2 separate regions of the Homo sapiens genome follow, and region 2 is linked to region 1. Evidence: chromatin contacts called from ENCODE Hi-C or POLR2A ChIA-PET data. All regions are on one chromosome and are shown on one strand. The core of a region is the stretch at or near the end of the contact, and the rest is flanking DNA. Distances in the headings are between cores, read along the strand shown.

The links. Hi-C counts contacts between places; a loop is a spot of excess contacts on that map. ChIA-PET counts read pairs that join two places held with the same protein, here RNA polymerase II (POLR2A).
Region 2: a loop to region 1 is called in a map of astrocyte of the spinal cord, with 10 times the contacts of the local background. The contact joins the promoter of CNTFR-AS1 here to the enhancer-like site in region 1. A Hi-C loop is called at or near these places in 6 of 168 maps with a recorded cell type or tissue (DLD1, G401, astrocyte of the spinal cord and 3 more). POLR2A ChIA-PET finds 5 or more read pairs at or near these places in 2 of 52 experiments (T-cell and WTC11).

What each region holds. Positions count from the first base shown.
Region 1 is chr9:34,500,886-34,506,134 of GRCh38, reverse strand. It overlaps DNAI1 (dynein axonemal intermediate chain 1), which reads right to left. Exons shown (of 20, transcript NM_012144.4): 12 at 4,954-4,997. Among named protein-coding and RNA genes, the nearest start is that of ENHO, 19 kb to the left of the region's middle. Within about 2 kb of position 3,999, at least 5 of the 41 ENCODE cell types and tissues checked have a DNase peak (open chromatin) inside an H3K27ac peak, as active enhancers do.
Region 2 is chr9:34,565,417-34,571,824 of GRCh38, reverse strand. It overlaps CNTFR-AS1 (CNTFR antisense RNA 1), which reads right to left and starts at 3,813. Exons shown (of 2, transcript NR_024369.1): 1 at 3,668-3,813. CNTFR (ciliary neurotrophic factor receptor) reads left to right here. Exons shown (of 10, transcript NM_147164.3): 3 at 2,844-2,928. The coding sequence starts at 2,844. It overlaps LOC105376023 (a long non-coding RNA gene), which reads right to left and starts at 2,726. Exons shown (of 3, transcript XR_007061466.1): 1 at 2,634-2,726; 2 at 2,209-2,313; 3 at 1,761-1,853. RefSeq lists enhancers at 401-901, 2,874-3,408.

The sequences.
Region 1 (5,249 bases), core at 2,750-5,249:
ACAGTCCCAGGTTCAGCCTGAGCCCTAGATCTAGGCATGCTCCCCAAACCCAGAAGTCCCAGGCCAGCCAGTCAGGCTTCCACAGGCCCACTTGACCTGGGCACAGCTTTTGGCAATCAACAATGGACCACTCAGCAGAGGCCCTTCTCCCCACCAGCCCCATGTCAAGGGAGTGCCTCCCACTCTTTCTTTCATTTTCTGTGTACTTGGCGCCCATCCTGATATGTAGTCATGAACATAGTCCCAGCCCTTCCGCCACCAGCTCGGTCCTCCCAGCCTCCTCACCAAGCTCAGGGGAGCCGAAGCTGGAGAGGTGGAAGGCTAGTGCAGCCCCTACCTGGGGGCACTCTGCTAAAGCAGAGGGCATGTAGGGGCATCAGGCCAGGTCAGTGGACAGGAGGAAGTAGATGCCACGCTACAGAGACAAGGATACCAGGCCAGCCACTGACAGCAGGCTTCCTCTCTTACTGTGCTGTCCTAAATGAGTCTAGCCCAGGACTGGCTCCAAGACAGCAGCTGTTTAATGACTCCCTTATTAAGTCATGCAAGAGGCACTTGGAGGGGGTGTGTGGTAGGCAGAATAAGGCCCCCCTGCAAAGATGTCCATATCCTAATCCCCTGAGCCTGTAAATATGTCACTTTTCATGGCAAGAGGGATTCTGCAGATTTGATTAAGTGAAAGACATTGAGATGGAGGAGATTATCCTGGATTATCTGGGTAGACTCAATGTAATCACAAGGGTTCTTATAAGGGAAAGAGGGAGGCAGGAGAGTCAGGGAAGGAGATGTAACCATAGAAGCAGATGTCAGAATGATTCGATTGCTTGCTGGAAGGGGACCACAAGCCATGGAATGTGGGCAGCCTGTAGAAATTGGAAAGGGGAGGGAAAGGGCTGCTCCCCTGGAGCCTCAAGAGGGAATGCAGCCCTGTTACCACCTGGTTTTGGTTCCGTGAAACCTATTTTGGACTTCTGACCTCCAGAACTATATGATAATTTTGTGTTATTTTAAGCCATTAAATTTGTGGTAGTTTATTCCAGCAGCAACGGGAAACTAATATAGTAGACATTTAGGGAAAATTGACCCAAACGTACTTTAGGAATCAGAGAGAGAGGCTCCCATAGATGGCACTTTTTTTTTTCTGGGATGGTTTGGAAGCCGTCCCTCTAGAAGTCAGCTGGATGGATGCAATGCTCCTCCGCCCTTCTGATGACAATAATGAAACCCTCTCTCCATTTCCCATACCTCAGCCTTGCCACCTTCGACTCCAGGAACAAAAATTCCCCTTGTGTTAGGACGTTCACAGTTTCCAAAGGCAGGGGACTAGCCCAAGGCTGCTCTAAAGAAGGTTATCAGTTGCTAGAGGGTTCAAAACCTCAAGCATGGCCCAGAGGCCATGGTGCCGAGCTGGGCTCAGCCTCTCCAGCAGCTGGGCTTTTCCAGGCACTCTCGTTCGATTAGAAGTCATATTTAAACAGTGTGGAAATAAGAGCAAGGCCTTAGAGACAGAATACATCAAGCGGGACATTTAATTTGATTTAGGGAAAATGAGGCAAACATTTGAGAACCTAAATAACTAACCAGTAATTAAACTAACAACAGGAATGCCCTTGCATTACAACCCAGCAAGCACAGTGGCCTTTAAGGACTGTATTTACAAAGAGACCTGACAACATAATTAGTCTTGTAAATTTTACGCAGCCCGCAGCCGAGGAGTGATGGATTTTGTGTGTGGAGGATGAATGAGAAGAAATGAGGTGGATGAATTTCCATTTCCAGTAAATGAAATTAACACTGCTTAATTAGTGAAGCTGACAAACAAATGATCAGGAAAGATTTAAATCCCTAAAAGTGTATCTCTGGCCTGGGCAGGCCCAGGGACAGGCCAGGATGTGGTGGGACAGAGTGGGAAGGGATTTAGAGCTGGGACTCAGAGCCTGACATTGGCCCCTTTTGAGGGTGCTGTCCCCAGACAGAGGCTGGGCTGGGGAACAGCTGGCTCCCCTGCTCTTCCAATACATGGCGCTCTGGGAAGCTTCTTGCCCCATCTCCTGTGTGATAGCCTCAGGACCACACAGAGCATCCTGATCTGTTCCACCATCCATGCCTGGAAGACCATGAGAAGTCCCTGTTTCCCTGCTATGAATTGGCTAATGGGCTGGAAAGGACCCCTTCAGTACAGCCGGCTGACATCATTGCATCCCAGCAGTCCCAAGGCCATCTCTTCTTGGGCTAGTTCCTTTTCTTCTAACCTTCCTCCACCTGCTTTATACCTACTGACAGCCTCTTTCTCTACTCTGCTGGGAACATGTAGCCTGGCCCTAGGGGGATCCCAATCTTTGCCCTTTAAGCAGCCTATTGTGCTCACTAGCTGGTACCCAGCAGCTATAGAAGGGAAGCAGGTAGGGATGTTTCTGTGCTGTTGCAGGCAATTGCCCAGATTTCCTTTTCTCTACCTGCTTGTTCCTGGCTGGCTCCAACCAACCTGGCCTGTCCCAGAAATGAGGGAATGGCTACAGTCCTTCCTAGGGTACATACCTACCCCTGCCAAAGTTTTATTTGGCTGAGTCACAGAATAAATATCTGGGAATACCATAAAAAGGAGGTTTATGAGGTCTAGACTCAGCTCACCAGAGTCAAATCCAACTACAAACCCAAATTCTCACTCCAGTGTTTGTCCTCATGAGGCAAAAGCTGATTATGGGAGGGTGGTATCTGGGAGCTTCCAAAGACAGTGTGATGGATGCTGGTGAGACCAGCTGCTCCTCATAGTGACCCCATCCAGCAGCTAGGGTGCCTTCTGTCTGCCCCAGCTTCGCCCTCTTTCTCCCATGGAGGCACTCAAGAGCATGGGACTCCCAGAGGCAAGCTCAGGATGGATGCAGGGGCCTTCCTGAGTCTCAGCCAGCCTGGTTCTATTCAGGCCTCTGCAGGTGGTTCTGAGATATGCAAGGCTCTGGAGAATAGATGCTCATCTGAAAGCCGGCCAACAACCCCAGAGCCAGTGACAACAAAAGCAAATACCACTGCTGCTGCCACTGGGCCCTGCTCCCTAGGAGACTACCTCTGTCTCCACACCCCCCTTCTCTGCTCGGGCTCCCTGAGGGTACTGCAGGAAAGCTACGAGAAAGAATGACAGACAAATCAGCAATGATTGTCCGTTATGTGTAGGTGGTTCCTCCGCTTGCAGCATGTTTACTTCTTCTCTCTCAAGCGTACCTCACAATAGCCCTGGAATGGAGGCCTGGCAGGTTGTCAGCCTTTCCATGTCACCAACGAAGAAACCAAGGCTCAGAGAGGCTTCTGGCCCCAGGTGTCACTGGAAAGTGACACCCCCACCCCCAGGACTGTAGCTGACGACGGGTACCACTCAGGCACGTGGATGTAGCTAACAGCATCAAGGAAGGACAAAGAGACCGTTCTCAGGTAAGTGCCTGCCCAAAGGACATTGCTGGGCTTGTCAGGCTCAAGGTCTTCTGCTGGTGGGAGGTGACCTACTCTACTGCTCCTGCCCAAGGCTGCCCAGCCCTCCAGCCCCCACGACAGCCTCCACATGACCCCGACCAGCTGAGCCTGCTTCCGAACCTGGGTGCGGGGAGAATAGCGCTAAAACTGAAGCAGTTTCCCCTCCCACCTTCTGAGGAGCAACCCCTACACCCCTGCTTCAGACCTGGGCAGAGAGCCTGGGTTGAGAGTAGCCTCACAGGGGGGTCCACACCCACTCCTGGGAGGGCCTGCCCAACCCAACCCCCAGGCCCTGTTCCAGGCCCAGTAGCTGCAGCAGAGGGGGAGGAATGTGCTAGTTCCCTGCCAGAGGGGGAGGGCACTTCCCACTTGGCAGCAGCCCACCCTCAGGAGTGGGGACACAAAGCAGGCATTTAGGGCATCCTCAAAGGCGGCCCAGACCACAAGACTGGGAGTAGCTCCAAGGTCTCCTCCCTGAGAGGAATGACAAACACCCACTGCCCCTCCCCACCCTGGTCAAAGAATGGGTGGACAGGCAGTCTGAGGGGCAGTGACTGGGAGCTTGTATGCCTGCCAGCCAGCAGCAGCTTGGAGAATGGAAAGGTTTTTGTGTTTGCAGAAGCTGATCCTCCCAGCCAGAGAACAAGCTGTTAGCACTGGGGAGCGAGACTACTGTGAAGTGTAGGGCCCTCTCCCGTTGGGAAGGGGGAATGTCCAGGCCAGCACAGCGCTAGGGGCTTCTTCTGGGACCAAGTAACATGAAGGGAAAGCAAATCGCCTGGACACAGTTTCCATTGTGCTGCCTTCCTGCCTTGGGTGGGTAACTGGCAGGGGCGGGCACACTCTGGATAGCAGTGGGCTCCGAAGGTTCAGGGGATCCCATCCCCCATGCCCCCACCCACCCGGTCAGGAAGGCCTGAGGAGGAGGCAGGAAGGGGGGGTCTCCATCCCTACTCCACAGTGTGGTTAAGGTCCTGCCATCTCTCCTTGGGATGCCCGCATCAGTCTCCTAACTGGTTTCCTTGCCTCCAGTCTCAGGCCTGCAATGCCTGCAATTCCTCCCTGCACTGGTCATGTCCCTGTCCTTGAATTCCTTCAGTGGTTTCCCCTCAGGAGAAGATCCAAGCTTTTTGGAATGGCTTACCAGGCCCTTTGAGGGCTGACCCTGGCCCCCCCAGCAGCTTCATATTCTGCCATATTCCTCATGCCTCCAAGCCTTTGCATATGCAGGTCCCTCTGCCAGAAGTGTTTTCCCCTCTTTCTTCACCAGAATAACTCCTTCAAGGTTCCATTGACACATTCAGCTTAGAATATTCCTTCACCCAGCACTAATTGCCAGTAGGATTGTGGGTCTTCCCCATTAGACTGTGAGCCCCCTGCGGGCAGTCATCTTTGTATTTCTTACAACTGGCAAAGAGTTCTGCACAGAGTAGGTACTTAGTGTTTGCTGTTTACATGAGCAAATAAATGAATAGTCAGATCACTTACAAGAGCCATATCCCACTGCAAACAGATCCCTGTACTTTGGATTCCTGCAAAAAAAAATATGAATCCATTGGCATAGGAAATGAACATGGCCCTCCTGTGGACAAGGGCCTTCCCATTGGCACTGGTGCCTAAATATACTACAGACATCTGTTCTCCAGCTTAGGCCCTCACCACTTGGGAGTCCTGGGGGTGGTCTTGTGATCCCATAAGAATCCAAGTTCCATATTTTTCTATACTGTCACATGTCATACTCAAGGTGGTTAAGTGCAGAAGGGGGTACTGGGGGTTTGGGATGT
Region 2 (6,408 bases), core at 2,564-5,063, 66 kb before region 1:
TCCTCTCTCCCTCCCTCTTGTCTCTCCTCCCTGAGTCTCTCCCTTTTCTGGGTGCCCCCAACCCTGCAGTGTCTGTCTTGGCACCCCATCCCCACTCTGCAGCACTCACTCTCAGCAGCACCCGTCTCCCGTGGCTGCAGCCCCGTTGGCCCAGGGCCCGGCCCTTACAGTAACTCATCAGGCTGATGGAGGCGACTTTGATGAAGAAGCCACCCCTCCCCCCGCGGGGGCCTGAGTGTGTGTGTGTGTGTGTGTGTGTGTGTATGCGCACGCGTGCACGCATGCACGTGGGAGTGTGTGCTTGTGTGGACCAGGAAGGAGCTGGGAGTAGAGGCCACCCATTCCTCCTCTCCCTGAACACTCCCATCCTTGGATCTAACCTCAGCCACTCCGCCTGCTCTTCTGCCTGCCCATGCCCTGGTTCCTGCTCCCATGTGGTGGGCAGTGGCCTGGCACTGAGGCGGAGGATCTTCCTGGCTGTGAGGAGAAAGACATGGACAGATGGCAGAGGCAGTGGGGGAGGGTGTGAGGGCGACTGGCCAGGGCTGAGGTTGGGGAACCAGGTAGGCCTCTGGCTGCTGGTCTCGTTTTCTCTCTCTTACACCAGCTCTGAATTCAGGCAGTCCTGGGTTCATTTCCTGGCTGCACGGCTTGCTGGCTGTGTAACTTTGGCCATTGTCTTAACCTCCTAGGCCTGAGGAGTAGCTGAAGAGTGGTGAGGGGCTGAGGGTCAGAAGGAGCCAGGCCAAGTGGTAGCTAAGGCTCCAGGAGTCACTGATGCGCAAAGGGTAGCTGGGGCCACTTAGGACACAGAGAGATTTACTGTGCCAGGGAGGGGCAGTCAGGGCACCTGTGGCTGTGACAGGGAGGAAAGGAAAAGCAGGCTCAGAGGAGGGGACTTTCCTGGAGAGGGTCAAGGGTAGCAAAAGGCAGGCAGGAGCCCTCTCCCACAGGAAGCCCCAGGAAGTTCATTGCTCTCCAGCCTCTCCGCAGCTGCTTCAGGCTGATACCCACATTTGTCTCTGTTATGCTATGTCTGCACTGTCTGGAGCTGAGTCTCTGGCACTTTCTCGGGGTATATCTGGCACTGCGTCTCTGTCAGTTTTTCTGGCTGTGTGTCTGGCTGTTTCTCTGGCAGTCTTTATAACGGTGTCTCTGGCAGTGTGTCTGACTGTGTGTCTGACAGTGTCTCTGGCAGTGTTTGGAGTGGTGTGGATACTTCCTGACTGAGCATCTGGCTGTGGCTCTGGCTCTTCTCTCAAGCTGTTTTTCTGGGTGTACGCCTGTTTGCGTCTATCAGTTTCTCTGGTATTTCTCTGCTTGTGTGTCAGACGGTTTCTCTGGCACTGTTTCTGACAGTGTCTTAGCTCTCTGGCTTTGTCGCCGACGGCTTCACTGCCTGTGCTCCTTGCTCGTCCTTCGGCAGTGTATCTGCCTGGGTCTAGCTGAGTCCTTTACAGTGTTTCTGGTGGGTCCTTTGATTGTGTCGCTGTTCTCTGACCACCTCTCTGGCTGGTTATCTGGTTTCATCTACCTGTCTCTTTGGCTTTGTCTGATGGTCCTTCTAACAGTCTCTGGTGTATCTTCCACTGTGTGTGGAGCTGTTTCTTTGGGGTTCTGTCTGGTGGTTTGGGGCAGTGTCCCCGGCCAGCATCTTTGCTGTGTGGCTGGCTGGAATCTCGGAGAGTGGCCCTGGTTGAGTGTCTGGTAGCATCCCTCAGTATTTCTCTGGATCTTTGCTTCTGTGTGGTTGATAGTTCTCTCTCTTCAGACTGAAGGTCAGGGGGTTTGTTACATTTGCAGCCCATTCTGCAGGAAATAATTATTTCCCTGCCATCAAGTGTAGGTGTGTGCTGGGGGAGGGGGAGAGAATAGTTGGACTCATCTCAGGAAGCAGGACACCAGGTTGGGGGGCACTGGATCCATCCTGGCTTCTGGGGCCATGTCCTGAGTGCATCCTGTGTACTTGCATGGGTGCATGTGGACACTGATGCACGCCTACTGGGCTGGGGGTCCCAGGCTCCTAGGGGCACATGGCTGGGGTCAAGGGTGGGCCGGGGTTCCTGACAAGGACTTACATATTAAAATCCTTCATTTTCTCTTGATCATTGGTGTACAATTACGGAAAAGCCACATCTGACCTGGGTCATGTCCCACTGCCCTGACTCGACTGCTCTGAGCTTCTCAGGGCCCAGTGGCAAGGCTCACCACAGGGGTGTCGGGGACAGATGACGGATCTGAGGGGCTCCCGAGCATCCAGGTTTCAGGCTCTCTCCCCAGGAGCACAGCAGGGGGCCTGCCATTCAAAGCAATCTGGAGAAGTACAGACCTCCAATTGAGTTAAAACATTACCCTTTCAGTTTATGATGTTTATAGCTAATTAGCTAACCTCACCAGTAAAGTTATTTTTTTTTTTAGAAAAATGGCCCTGGCATTACCAATATTCTGTAACTCATTTGCAGTTGACAACATTGTGTAGCCACTAGTCTTATCGAACAGCAAACCACCATAGGTTGCCTTCTACCATCTTAGCAAACCTTTGCCTACAGATGCCAATAATGTTGCTTTCTGTTGCCTGAAAGAAGATCTTGAGCCCCATTAAGAAGGGCATTTTGGGGTCAAGATGCTCTCACCTTAAACCAGGCTTCCTAAGCTCCCTGCCTGCATGATTCCCACCTCCTACTCCGTGTCAGTCGGGTTGGGTGAAAGCAGAGCGGGTGAGGGCCTCTCCAGGGCCCTAGGGCTGGGATTTCCCAGTCTTGCCTGAGAACAGGAGGGGCTCCCCAGGACAGTCCTGCCTGGGCTGATGCTGACCCCTCCCCCACCCCGGTTTCTCCCAACAGATGGCTGCTCCTGTCCCGTGGGCCTGCTGTGCTGTGCTTGCCGCCGCCGCCGCAGTTGTCTACGCCCAGAGACACAGTCCACAGGGTGAGTGCTCACGGGAGCCGCCTGCTGACCCCCCTCTCAGAGCTGGGCATGAACCCTCACTGGCATAGCTGCATCCTGACACTACCCAAGAGTCACACACTGGCATTGTCACACATGACCACCCAGAGGGACATGGAGTCATGTGACACTGATATGCACAGTCCTCCACACTCACACTAGGGTGGTCGAATGCTGACGGTGTCTCTGGCTTGAGATGATCTGTCTTCTTACTAGGGTGGCATAGGGTACAGGCAGGTGGGATGGGAGTTGACGGGGGAGGCTGGGGCGGGACCTGTATATTGTATCTGGGTGAAAGGGGATCTCTCGGAGATTTGTGGGGTGCAGTTGGAGGCACCGATTGGAGACAGTGGGCAAGACTGCAGGTCACCTTCTACCCTCAGCTTCATCCCAGACGGAGGATGGGGACAGAGAAGGTGGACTGAGAATGAGACGAAGGGACAGGCTAACATGCGGGAGAGAGCCAGTGCACTAAGGAAGGGACAGGTTAATCAGCTGGAATGGCCACACGGGGGAGGGACAGCTCAGGGCTCGGCCATTGGCAGCCTCCCTGCCCTCCCTTTACCTATTTCTCCAGTGAGGGGCAAGGCCTGCCCACAGCCCACAGGACAAGGAGCGGTGTTAACAGAGGCCCTCTTAACTTGGCCACCTGCCCCTCTACTGCACTTGAGGCAGCACCTCAAACAGCAACATCAGCCCGAGGTCTGAACTCAAAACTCACCTTGAACCAGGCTTCCTAAGCTCCCTGCCTGCATGATTCCCACCTCCTACTCCGTGTCAGTCGGGTTGGGTGAAAGCAGAGAGGGTGAGGGCCTCTCCAGGGACCAGGCATGGAGCAGACCCTGGTGGCTGGGCTCTGCCACCCTCAAGGCTGTGGGTAGTGAGTCGAGGCTTATATGGCCTCTTCTTTATGAGATCATCAGTGAGACCCGGAGAGATCCTGGCCAGCCCCAGGGGCATTGACTGGGCATCCCTAGGGCCTGCCAGTGGTCTCTACCTTGTGTCCCCATGGTCCTGGACATAAGGCCACCTCTCTGAGAGTGTGAAACTGTGTTCTTGTGAGGGTGAGAGTGTGTCCCTGTTTGAGTGCATTTCTCTGTGTGGCTGTATCCTTGTGGACTGTTCCTCACGTGTGACATTGTCTGTCTATGTCACCTTGCCTGTCTGCATGCCCTTTGTGGGGCTGTATCCTTGTGTTTGAGACTGTACCCCACATGTAATTGTGTCTCTCTGTTTCTCTTTGTGTGTTTGTATTAAACTGTCTCCCTGTGTCCCTGGGCATAACTGCTGTGCCTTTAGGTGATGGTGCCCTTCTTGTACGTGTACATGTGATCTCGTATCAGGTGTTACCATCCCTGAAGTGAGACAGTGTCCCTGTGTGACTGTGAACTTGTGTGTGACTGTGGCCTTGTGGATGACTGTCCTGCATGTCCTTCTTCTTTAGGGGTGACTGCCCTTGTTCCTTTGTGTGTGGCAAAGTGAAGTTGCTTTGGGATGCCCGGGGGGACTGTTTCTGACATGTGGTCCCCCTGTGAGCCTGTGTGTGCAGGTGTGAGGGAGCCGTCAGCTCTGTCCCTCTGTGTTCTCCATGTCCATGACCTCATCCCGTCTCTGTCTCTCATCCTGGCTTCTAACAACCTTTTCACAGCTGATTCCTTTGGAGCATTTGTCACCGCTTCAGGGCCAAGAACCCCAATCCTCCCCCTGCTGCTTGATTTAATTTCTGAAATGGACAGCACATCAGTAGGGGCACCCACGGGGCGGGAGCAGAGCTGTCCAGAGACAAAAGATTAAATCACTGCCATCTTTGGAGCAGTTGCATGGCTGCGTGTATTGCCATTGTTGTGTTATTGTAGCAGTTGTGACACTGTGTGCTTGTCATGTCCTCTTACCCCTCCACCTCTCCACTGTGGCCTGTCGTTGTCTTCTGCCATTGTGTTGTCATTTTTTCGTTCTGCCCTGCCTTTACATCATCGGTCTGTCATTATTGTCAGGTTGCGTTTCTACTTTTTTTGTGCAGCAGACAAGGTGTGGTGGGGAGGTGTTATCCCATAGCCATTGTATGTAATGTGTTGTTCGGTTGCTGTGTCCTCGTGTGGTGGCCGTACCTGCTCCCCAGGATTAAGGGCCACACTGGGTCCACGTTAGCGTTGAGCTGCCTGGTCAGTGTTGATGTGTTGCTGCTGGGACCATGATGGCCACGCCCCCTCCCCAAAGGTCAGTTTTCAGCCTCCTCCTCAGGCAGCTGGATGCAAAGTCTCTGCTAGGGGGTGCAGAGAGAGGGGCTTGGCATGTTTCCTGGAAGCTCCAGGTTTTTGGAAGGGAGGCTGGAGGGGGGCTCAGTGGCTGGAGCTGGTGGACTGTTGGGGGCGCTCAGTGGCCGGAGTCTTGGACACTGGGCCTCTGGTCAGGGGGAGGCCCCTGTTTAGTGTCTGGTCCAGCCTCACAGCTGTGGCCTCCAAGGCCCCCAGCCACCGCCCTTCCGCCCGTTCATCGTCTGTTCGGCTGGTCCCAGGCTCCACAGATGAGTGGTCAGGGCTGGCTGGGTTTCCTGCTTCCTTCTTCTCTGACAGGGACAGAGAGGGGCAGGATAGAGATAGGCAGCGAGGGAGAGAGACCCGGAGTCACAGAGAGACCCTGGCACAGCGAGGACGACAGAGGCAGCAAACCGGGACAGATGTTCCAGTGCAGAGCAAAGCAGGGCTGAGGAGGGGGCTGCAATGGGAGGAGGGGGTGGCCAGTGGGTCCAAGGGGGATCCCTACACCCCTGCAGTCTTGGTGGTGTTAACAAGCCTAATTAAGAGGCCACTGGCCCAACTTAATTGGCTCGTTAACAGGAATTGCCTCTAAAAATCCCCCAACTCAGCAGGGTGGCTCTCTGGAGGGGAGATGTAAGCGAGTGTTAACGAGGGATCCCGCAGCCCCCCACCCCAACTGCTGCCCTCTCCCCCTTCCCTTCTCCTCTCCCACCCTCACTCCGCAGATCTGGCCAAGACCTGGGAAGTGTCTGTCTCTCAGGCTCAGCGGGTAGGATGAGAAGGGGGTGTCCTGAGATTCCCATCTCCCTATCTCTGTGTGCCTGCATCTTAAATCTGTCTCTCTGCCCTGATCGCTTCCCCCACTTCGTGCTGCCTGTCGACAGGTGCTCGCCTCCACCCTTCCATTTCCAGTCTCCTGGGCTCTGTCCATCACGCCTGGGTTGCTGAAGGCAGGGCTGGGGTTTGCTTTTGGCTCTGACAGGCCGCTCCTGGGGGTAGGAGAGGAATGGTCAGAGTGCTCACTCCATCCCAGCAGCACCGCACCCCCCAAGCCCCCAACCTGCCCTAAGTAGTTCCTGCCTTGTGAACTTGACAGCTGCCAGGAGTTCCCTAGGGTTCCCTGCTGCCCATTCTCCCTTCTCCTGCTGCTGCCTGAGCCCTGGATGGCTGAGGGGCGGGTTGTTGTGGGGTGGCAGGCTGGGAA